2 separate regions of the Homo sapiens genome follow, and region 2 is linked to region 1. The links are chromatin contacts, found by Hi-C in ENCODE. All regions are on one chromosome and are shown on one strand. Each heading gives the region's core, a stretch centred on a gene start or an enhancer-like site at or near the end of the contact. The rest is flanking DNA. Distances are from core to core; before and after follow the strand shown. Region 1 has its middle 120 kb from the start of LINC02461. Region 2 holds the start of GXYLT1 (glucoside xylosyltransferase 1).

What was found. A loop is a pair of places that touch in the nucleus more often than their neighbours do. Pooled maps may share reads with other maps.
Region 2: a loop to region 1 is called in a map of mammary epithelial cell, with 3 times the contacts of the local background. The contact joins the promoter of GXYLT1 here to the enhancer-like site in region 1. A Hi-C loop is called at or near these places in 4 of 168 maps with a recorded cell type or tissue (IMR-90, chondrocyte, endothelial cell of umbilical vein and 1 more), 2 of 37 single-sample maps with no recorded cell type and 6 of 50 pooled maps.

Annotation. Positions count from the first base shown.
Region 1 is chr12:43,275,937-43,281,442 of GRCh38, reverse strand. No RefSeq gene overlaps it. Among named protein-coding and RNA genes, the nearest start is that of LINC02461, 120 kb to the right of the region's middle. Within about 2 kb of position 3,667, at least 4 of the 41 ENCODE cell types and tissues checked have a DNase peak (open chromatin) inside an H3K27ac peak, as active enhancers do; they include endothelial cell of umbilical vein, where a contact is called at or near this core.
Region 2 is chr12:42,141,298-42,146,901 of GRCh38, reverse strand. It overlaps GXYLT1 (glucoside xylosyltransferase 1), which reads left to right and starts at 2,028. Exons shown (of 8, transcript NM_173601.2): 1 at 2,028-2,476. The coding sequence starts at 2,256. RefSeq lists an enhancer at 1,601-1,670 and silencers at 1,831-2,330, 2,411-2,640.

The sequences.
Region 1 (5,506 bases), core at 2,418-4,917:
ACTTTTTTCTTTTTTTTTCTGAAAGATAAGGGATTGTTCATTATAATCTTCTTCACAAGTATTCAGAGCTGGAGAACAAGTTTTAACTTTTGCTTTTTCTAATGTTTTAATGTTTTTATGCTCTTAAAGCTTTGTGTCTTATAATGGGAAAACTCAAAGCCCACTGGGTAGTCAGTTGCAGAGCAGAACTGTCTCCCCAGTCAATTTCAGTTTTTATCAAGACAGAATGCTCTGCAGAGGTAGATACATTTGTGAATTTGATCTTGTTGTTTATTGATCCTTACACAATTCTCTTAAATTGTCATAATAACAGCTATTACTCTGACACATTATCAATGGGAAATGAGGATTCAGAACAAAAAGGAGCTCGTCCTATTGTTGGGTAGTGAAGTGAAAGCAAGATTCATTTATTCATTCAGGCTTATAAAAATAGGCAGTTGGAAAAAGGGAATGAACGAGTGAACACTTAGTAAGCTCTCTCAATAAACGTTGAGTTACTTCCACTTCCAAATGTTCACCAATCACACAGAGTCAAGAAAAAAAGAGATCTCAAGCAGATTTAAAGTAGAATCTCCAGGGCACTGTCTGTGGCAGATATTCTCAAATTTTTGGTCTCAGAACCCCTTTATACCCTTAAAAATTATGGACCCGAAAGAGTTTAAGTGAGTTATATCTAGTTACAATTATCATATTAAAAGTTAAAACTGAAATATATAAATTAATTCATTTAAAAATAACACTAATAACCATTTTCTTATGAAAAGGAACTACCGTCTTCCAAAAGTTAGTTATAAAAGTAGAATTGTTTGACAGTTTTGAACATCTTTTAAAGGTCTGGCTTCACGGAAGTTAGCTAGATTGGCAAATCTGTTGTGATTTGTTGCTTCAGTTGAAGTATATGAAAAAATCTGGTCTCATACACATATATAGTTGCAAAAGGGAAGAGTATTTGAATAGCCATTTTAGTAGTTGTGAATATTCATCTTTTACGTTACATCAAAATTCAAAAAGTGATAGTTTCTTAAAGATTAGTTGCAATATGAAATCTAAAATCATATTCATGAATGCTTTATAGCAGGGGTCCCCAACCTCTGTGGCTGGTCCGTGGTCTGTTAGGAACCGGGCTGCACAGCAGGAGTTGAGCAGCAGGTGAGCGGGTAAAGCTTCATCTGTATTTATTATATTTCTTTATTTCAGACAGAGTTTCATTTTTTGTGCCTAGGCTGGAGTGCAACGGCACGGTCTCTGCTCACTGCAACCTCCGCCTCCCAGGTTCAAGCAATTCTCCTGCCTCAGCCTCCCAAGTAGCTGGGATTACAGGCACCTGCCACCATGCCAGGCTAATTTTTGTATTTTTAGTAGAGACGGGGTTTCGCCTTGTTGCCCAGCTGGTCTCGAACTCCTGACCTAAGGTGATCTGCCTGCTTCAGCTTCCCAAAGTGTTGGGATTACAGGCGTGAGCCACTGAAAGCTTCATCTGTATTTACAGCCACTACCTCCATTGCTTGCATTACTGCCTGAGCTCTGCCTCTTGTCAGATAAGTGCAGCATTAGATTCTCACTGGAGCACAAACCCTGTTCTGAACTGTACCTGTGAAGGATCTAGGTTTCATGCTTATCATGAGAATCTAATGCCTGATGATCTGAGGTGGAACAGTTTCATCCTAAAGCCATCTCCGCCTACCCCCTGGTCCATGGAGAAATTGTTTTCCATGAAACTGGTCCCTGGTGCCAAAAAGTTTGGGGACTACTGCTTTATAGTCTGTCTAGTTCTGTACATTGGCCTATCTTGCACCTTTAGTGGATTTTTATCTATGCATGATTTTTGTAACATCATGATTTGTTATTTGGAATATATTGGTTCACTCTTTTACATGGTTCTTCCAAATGTACAGTGAAAAATGCCACTGTACACTTACGAGAGAATGAGCTTTTACACACAAATAATGTACTAGCATTATGCCAAAATTATTTGACTCACAGACTCTGTGAAAGTGTCTCAAAGACCCACAGGGACCCATGCTACTAGAGAGCAGCTGCTCTATGGCATCATCATGGCCTTTTTTCTCGACACTATTTAATAAACACTGTTTAAACTCTCTATTGCCCCTTCTACTCTCACAAGTACCTTCATATCACCACTTTGACCTTCTTTTGATTTACCATATACAGGTATTTCTCATTTCAGAAACTTTGTTACTTCTACTTGACTTCTAATAAAGCTTTAGTTTAGATGCTCCTTTTCCCAAGAATCCTACTCTGACTTTCCTTAATTTGGGTTAGGTATCTTGTCTTAGATATTACTCAAATTAATAACTTTTTTTTTTTGAGACGGAGTCTCACTCTGTCGCCCAGGCTGGAGTGCAGTGGTGTGATCTCGGCTCATTGCAACCTCGCCTCCCGGGTTCAAGAAATTCTCCTGCTTCAGCCTCCTGAGTAGCTGGGATTACAGGTGCCCGCCACCACGCCTAGCTAATTTTTGTATTTTTATTAGAGACGGGGTTTCACCATGTTGGTCAGGCTGGTCTCGAACCCCTGACCTTGTGATCCACCCGCCTCGGCCTCCCAAAGTGCTGGGATTACAGGCGTGAACCACCGTGCCCAGCCCTCAAATTAATAACTTATTTATTTGAAATTTCTAAGTAGATTAAAACCTTTAGGGACAAGAACCATAACCATCTCAAAAAGTATTTGACAGATACTATATTCTTCATAAATCTTTTTTTTCATTGTAACAAATATTTCAAAATAATGATATGGAACTGCAGGTAATGAGATGGGTTTCTACTGCATTAAATTCGATTTTTATCGGTCTATATTTGCAGTATTGAAGTAACTCAAGCCTGTTACGTGGAATTTTATCTTTGTAGGCAAAAATAAACTTTCTGCTAAAACTTTCCATTCTTCAAGGGACAGTTCAGGTTTCACTTCCTCTAAAACAACAATAAGTGTTTCTGATCACCTCTGTCTAACAACTATCGCTCATTCTTTTAAACATATGTAGCCCTAAAGTATTCTTATACTGCTCATTTGGCAACTTGCCACGTGTTCTTTATCTTGGAGTGCTGGTTACTTTGGGTCCATGTTTTCCCCACAAGTTCTGAGCTTCTCAAGAGTAGTGACCATGTCCTCTTTACTTTTGGAGCCTCCCTATACATTTCACATTTTCTTGGTACACAGCAGATGTTTAGTAATTGATTTTGATTTATTGGCTTTTTTTGTCATTGGAATCTCAGTCTTCTCTAAAGGACTGTTACGAAATATTTTATTGGTGATTTTTTAATTTGCAGTACAGCCTTTCTTTAAACTTGGATCTGGAGAACCTACATACACAATGAAGCAATTGTACATATAAGAAGAAAAGCACATCCAGTTCAAAGTCTTCTTGGGCACTCCCTGGTTATATTGTACAGGACTGTGACCCCAAATAATACATACTTTTTGAAAACATCTGAATTAGTAAGGAATAGTTAAAAGTGACAGAAACAAAATTTAAAATAACTTAAAAAGGAAATTTATCGGCTCATATAATTGCGAAGTCCATGGGTGGAGATGTTTGTATTTAAGCCTGACTAACTCCAGAAGCTCAAACAATGATATCAGCTTATCCGTCTTGTGGTTCTGTTTGTATTTGTGTTTCTCTTCCTGATGGCATCATTCTCTCATGCCTTAGACAGGATCTCAAAGAAGCTTACTCAGTGCTTGGTGCTTACAGCCTACAATCCACAAGGCAGAGACACATCGTCTCTCCAGCATCCAAATTTGAAATCTTGGTGGAAGCATTCTAACTGGTCCAGCTTAGTTCATGTGATCATCATTTGGACCAATTACTAAAGATAAAATGCTGGAATACCATGATGGGATAACTCTCAGCCCTATATGCACCAGTGTCATTCACAGGCTAGCCATAACCGTATGAGTTGGGTGGGGTGGTGTTGTAAAAGCCTGACAGAAGTTGATGTGCTGGACAGAAAAAGATTCTAGGTATCAACTATGCCTGGGTTCAAAGATTTCTCTGCAATAATATTAAATAGGTACTTGGTTAATGCAAGGAATATGTAAAGTTGGAAACAAAATAAAACATGTATTTGGGTTATTCAGATGGGAAAAACATTGGTTACTTGGAGGGGAATATTGTATTTCCTCTTTTAAAAGTAACTAAATTCTAATTTGGAAGAGAGATGTGTATTTACCATCATATTAGCTGTGGAATGTAGGCAAATTATTTACCCTTTCTGAGTTTCAGTTTCAGATCTAGAGATCAGTAGTTTTTAACTTGGGCTACAAATTAAAATCACTTGGGGGAGCTCTTAAAAGGAGCTCCTATCAGGAGACGCCCAGGCCTCACGCTAGACAACTTAAGTCAGTGTCTGGGATAGGGATTCAACGTGATTACCTTTATAAATCCAAAGGTCATCCTAATGTATTCCCAAAGGTGAGAATCATTTCTCTAAATTCTTTCATTCCTTTGGTATACGATACATGTATTAGTTGTAAACTATGTTATTTATATTTACTGGGTTTGGGGTTGTTTCTGTGTCAACCATGTCTTCTATTTTCTGGGTTCTGATGCTTTGACATCTGGGCCCTTGTTGACTCTGGAAGGACTCCCTGCCAAGGTTGATCAATTCCAAGAGATGGTAAACAATTTGCTCTTGAGCTCTTTTCAAATACCAACCAACCAACTCAGAGCCCATGCCCCAACCACCACCTCCTTTACCAGACTCTTACACTCCAAGACACTATCCACCTGCCCTAATCACCCAAGATCAGGTACCAGAAAACCAAGGACAGCCGACAGCCACTATGTCCTATAGCCACTATGTCCTAAATATGCTAAACTTATTCAAATGATCCAGTCCTAAACCTGCTTACCCTCTTCACCTGTTCTTTCCCAGGAAATCTCAATAATTGCTCTTGCCCACAGTTTCCCCTCCCTCTGCCTCCTGAATGACCGAGGTGTTTCCCCGTGTGGCCCTTTCATAACATGGTCAACCCCCTTTTTCTTTTTTTATCTTTTTCAAATTTTTATTTTACTTTAAGTTCTGGGATACATGTGCAGAACGTGCAGGTTTGTTACATAGGCATACGCATGCCATAGTGGTTTGCTGCACCTATCAACCTGTCATCTAGGTTTTAAGCCCCACATGCATTAGCTCTTTGCCGTGATGCTCTCCCTCCCCTACTCCCCAGCCCTCCAATAGGCCCTGGTGTGTGTTGTTCCCCTCCATGTGACCATGTGTTCTCATTGTTCAATTCCCACTTAGGAGTGAGAACATGCTCAAATTGTATTTCCCGTTCTAGATCCTTGAAGAATCCCCGCACTGTCTTCACAATGGTTGAACTAATTTACCTTCCCACCAACAACGTAAAAGCATTCTTATTTCTCCACAACCTCACCAGCATCTGTTGTCTCTTGACTTTTTAGTAATCGTCATTGTGACTGGTGTAAGATGGTATCTCATTGTGGTTTTGATTTGCATTTCTCTAATGATGTTGAGATTTT
Region 2 (5,604 bases), core at 779-3,278, 1.1 Mb after region 1:
CATTCCATTATTTTAACCATCTGTGGGTCAAGGAGTTATTCTTAATTATTACTACGTTTAGTTTCTTTGTTGAAATAGAGAAGAGTTATAGTTAGTATCTTTTAAATTAAACATTTTTTGAGTACTAGCTCTTACTCTAGTTTCTTGGTACCATATCTTTCAGCTTTCTCTCAAAAGGTATTTTCATTCTTATCAATGCTTTTCCTATCATTCTGGATACTTCGTTAAGTTTATCTTCATTTCTCTAAGAAGTGTAAGGTGTAGTGGAAGTATTAATTTAGTATACTTGTGGTTTCTATTTGCCTGTTTTCCCTTTGAGAGCAGTACACTCCTTTTATTTCTGAATACTCTGCATCAGAGCCCCTTGTCTGGCATGTAGAATATGTTCAATAAATGTTTATTGAATGCATAAATGTATGTTCTCATTCTCTTTACACATCTTGATAGCATGCTAATGTTCATTTTTTATCAGGTAAAGCAAGAAGGGGAGGAAGTTGAACCTTAAATTTGTTTAGTGACTTTATCATGGTCACAGAACCACTACTTTTTTGGTATAGGGAGCCAAGGATCCAAATGGAGACTGCTACTATTTTGCGCAGCATTTCCCCACCTTGTATCTCATGGCCAAACTTTTCAACGCCCCAGATGCAATTTCAGCAGTTAAACGCATGATTTTTCCCCATGAATGTGTGTTCGTGTGTGTGTGTATTTTTAAGTATCCCTTCCCTCACTTTTTGGCACTGGTGCTGCTTTCTGCCTCCAATCTCTCCTCTCTCTGTTTCAGCCTCCACACTACAGCCAGAATCTGCTCTCTAAAATGCAATTGTGATCATGTTACTTCCCTATTTAAAAACCCTTCAATGGTTCACTAATGTCTTGCAGATTAAATTCAAACTCCTTGGTGTGCTAAACAAAGCACTCAAATATCTGGCCCCTTCTACGCGCTTATCGCTCATCATACCCTCTCTTGCATTCACTTAGCTGGTGGTATCAAACTTCTCAACAGTTCCCTACACAAGAGCCTGTTTATTGATCCTTCAGCCTGGAATTACTTCCCTTACCCGACTCAAGACTCTAGCGCCACCTTTGCTATGAAGTCTCTCTTGACCATACTCACAGATAGAACTGATTGTTCCTTTGTGTGTATGCCCACACCCTTACAGGCCTGGATCTTAAGTCTGTTATCACTGCGTTGCGCTTATTTACAAGTATCCGCTGTCCCACCCACGCTCCACTTAGGCCTCTTTATACCCCTAGGTACTCACACAGAGCTTGGCACAAGTGATGCTTTATAAATGGTCAATGAATGAACGTAGTGGAAACACAGAAGAAGAGGGAGAAGAACTGGGGAAGAAAGAAGCTCTGTGGAGAGAATACTAATTGTTTTGCACATGAAAATAATGAGTTGTGAGGGAGGTCAAAAAGGTCAAAGGGAAGAGCCCTGCCTTACAGGAACTCACTGTCTGCTGGGAGGCAAGAGGTAAGGTCCGCATACCAAACACACGAAGCAATGAGCTTATCGGGGTGAAAATGGCTCGTGCACATTATAGTATCACAGAAACTTAGAGGCTGGGGGAGGATGGAGAGGAAACTGGCCTAGTCAAGTGTCTTCTAAGTGTTAGGCGGTTTTCGAGCGTTAAACAGTTTAATCTTTACAACCACCCCATGATGAGGATAGTAGCTCCATTTTAGGGACGAAGAAACATGCTCAGAGAATTTAGGTTGCCCAATGTCACAAACTACCATGTGGAAGGACCATAATTAGAATTTAGGTCAACTGCCTCCAGAGCCCTGAGGCTTTCGCTCCCCCTCTCTCGGCGGTCGAGACCCACAGGGCTCCCATTCACCTGCGCGTCGGCCTGCGCTAGCTATAGCCCTCAGGCGCGCCGCGTTCCGCGCACTCACACCACCCTCTGCGCGCCAGCCCTGCGTCCCTCCCACGCGAACTGCGCCGGCGCGTCCAGCCCTCCCGCCCGGGGGAGGGGCGGGGTTGCGTCGCTGCCGCTGACCCTTGAGCGCGCGGCGGCAGAGGCGGTGTCCAGGCTTCCGGGCGGGTAGTCCTTCGGCTCCGGAGCCGCGACTGCGCTCGCCTAGGTGGTGGGCGGGGAGGGAAGGAAGGGAGCGGGCGCAAGGCGGCGGCGGCGGCTGCGGGTGAGGAACTTGTTGCGCCCGCGGCTGCGCGGTGCCCCTCCCTCCGCTCCAGTTCGTCGGGGCGGGCGCGGCGGCGGCGGCGAAGGAGGAGCGCGGCCGGGGCGATGCGGCGCTACCTGCGCGTCGTGGTGCTGTGTGTGGCCTGCGGCTTCTGCTCGCTCCTTTACGCTTTCAGCCAGCTCGCCGTGTCCCTGGAAGAAGGAACGGGCGGCGGTGGCGGGAAGCCGCAGGCCGCGGTGGCTTCCTGGCTCGCGGGCGGCGGACGCGGCGCCGTGAGAGGCGCCGGCGTCGCGGGCCCCGCAGCGCATCCCGGCGTGTCGGACAGGTACGGGCAGTTCCCGGTGTGGGGGACGCGGCGGGCGCGGGGCGCTGGGCGCGGGCTCGGCCTAGCCCGGGCTGCTCGCCGGTGGGTGCCGCGTCTCCCGCGTCTTTCCTCCTGTCTCTGACCCCTCACTCATTTCCCTCCTTCCCCTCCGGCCGGGGCTAAACCTGCGCTGCTCCCGCCTGAGAGTGTCCTACACTTTCTGTGTTTATCTTTTGACCCAGTCATGCGCCCTTTAAAGCAGTTAGAAATTAATTTTCAACTTTTTAAAAAGAGGGTTCTTTGAAAATAAGAGGTGTCCACAAAAGCCTTACTGCTGCCTGGCTAGTGAGAATTTCCTCTTGTTTCAGTGGAGTTCAAGTTGAGATATTTAAACATGAGGCTGGCGCCCTAGTTCAGTGTTTAAGGATTGTGTGTGTGTGTGTGAGTGTATATGTGTGTGTATTTTGTCCCTCATGCTGATTTTCCTGTGTTAACGCTTACACTTCTAAGTATTAGCCATGGTTAGTTAAATTTGGAAATGGCATTTGTGCGGGTTGTGAAATTTTCTTTTGGAAACACTCAGTTTATTAAGAAACTTAGAGCAAATTAAGAAAAATGAGCGATACTTGGCGTGCTCAAGTCTGTTGTTGGATGGGATGGAGTTACCTTTCTTGACAAATTGGTATTTAAAAAGCGACGTAATGACTTAGGACGTAATCACTGCCAGAGTGGGAATCAACATGAGATTTAAATAGAAAAAAAATGTTTCTGTCAACGCATTATGAATGCTTGAAATCTGAGCGTTTGCACTGCCTTGCAACATGGACACTTCCACCTTATGTATGGGCATCTCTCTGGGAATGACCTGAAGTGCTCCCTACCAAGACTTGGCAAATGCTGCTTTGATATAGAGAAGTATAGGGTTTGTCGGAAGAGGGAGTATAGATCAGTTGTGGGCTGTTGTTTAACATCATTTTGAGAGTCGATGGTCATTCCCAGAATGAAAGGGGAAAGTTTGGGCAGAGGAGCAGCGTGGAAAGCGGACTTGTCATGTTTTTACCCTGAGATTTGATTACAGTCAGGGTAATTCCTACATCAGGACCCTCAGTTGTCTGTCCTGGGAGAAAGCAGTCACTGAAGACTTGAATGAGCTCGTGAAAAATGACAGGTTGAAGCTAAACTGTTTATGGCCTAGTATGTTATTGTGAAGCATTTGCAATTATGGAAAAGGAATTATTTTTATATGGGGTAGAATTGTAAGGAAGCAACATTTTAATTAAATATTGAATGAAATTAGACTGATGTTAACATCACATTTTTAGTGCCTTGGTCTTAGATATTTTATTTTGTGACAGAAATTTACAAATTTTGTTTGCTTGACCAGCTAATTTTAATAAAATTATTTGAAATTTTCGAAAATAGCCTCAGTTTTAATAAACATCCAATATAATCATTACTGAAACGTTAAGTTTTATGTGTCAGGATTGAGTCAACCGAAATACTGTACTTTTTTAGGTCCTTTGAGTAGCATTACTCTTTATTTTAAATGAGGCGTACATCTAAGTTAGAACTATAGGTGTATTTATCTCTCTTTGTAAAAATGTGATGAAGAACAGCATGTCACCACATTTGCGCGCATAAGAAACCATTTGGGCAGGGGAACAACGTGGAAAAGTTGGATTGTGAAGTTTTACTCTATGGTTAGATTAAGATCACGCAAATTACTAAGACCTCAGGACTCTATTTTGTATATCGTCATTTATAACATCTTTATAGAAATGTCATAGAATTAAATCAACTTTTGGCAACGCTCGGTAGCTCACGCCTGTAATCCCAGAATTTGGGGAGGCTGAGTGGGGATGATTGATTGCTGGAGGCCAGGAGTTTGACACCAGCCTCGTCAACAACCCATCTTTACAAAAAATAAAAAAATTAAAAAAAAATTAACTGAATGTGGTGTTTCACACCTGTAATCCCAGCACTTTGGGAGGCTAAGGTGGGAGGATCACTTGAGCCCAGGAGTTCAAGGCTACAGTGAGCTATGATTGCACCAGTGTAATCCAACCTGGGTGACAGAGCAAGATCCTGTCTCAAAAAAAAAAAAAAAAATTAACTTTTTTGGCCACCATGAGATACGGTATAGAAATCCCTAACCTCTTCATGTATAAATCATTTGGCCAAGATCCAAAGCAAATCAGTGTTGGAGGAGGATTAGAAACTGTATCCTTGGAGTGTTATACAAGAGCTCTTTCTGTAAAGAAAGATAAGGGTCTAGTTTAGATAGTGGACTCAGTGGGCAATGGGGCTATGGGGCAAGCCAGCAGCTTCCTCTTTTCAGTAGTACTTAGGTATTATTGCATTTTTGCCTTTTTTGATAACATCTTACTTGAAAGATTATAACTATTTCTCTCTTTTTATTTTAAACACGGGATCTAGGTTTGTACCCAGTAAGTTCCATTGGTCAGATCTTATAAAAACTATTCATGGTATAGAATTTCATGACGACAAAAGACTTGGAGTCCTTGAAGTAAGAACTTTAAAATGAAAGGAACAGTTTTTCAGTGGAATCTCTTATCCGTTAGTGTATTCTGTTTGAAGCCATGATTTTAATAATCAGAAAATACATGGGTCTTGTAGTCAGATAAACCCGTGTTCTCAGTATTCTGGCTCTGGTTGCTGTGAGACTTTGCCTAAATTGTGTCACATGCCTGTGTTTTAATTTCCTCACCTGTAAAATGTAGATAATACTTAAATTTTTTTAGCTTTAGTAGGGTATAATTGATAAATAGAAACTATATGTTTAAGGCATAGAACTTGATAGTTTGACATACATATACATTGAGAAATGATCACAGTTAAGCTAGTTAATATCATCACTTCACATAGGGTTTTTTTTTTTGTGGTGAAAGCACTAAAGATCTACTGTCTTAGCACATTTTAGGTATACTGTACACTTTGTTAACTATAGTCATCAGGCTGTACATTAGATTACCTTACTTAATTTGTAATAGAATTCTTAGTTGTCTTTGATGAAAATTCAGTAAAACTATCTCAAGCAAAACATATTTATAGGCTTATACAGTTTTTGAAATGAAGGAAAAACTGCAGATAGCAGGGCAGCTCAAAGGACCTTAAGGACTGGGGAGTCT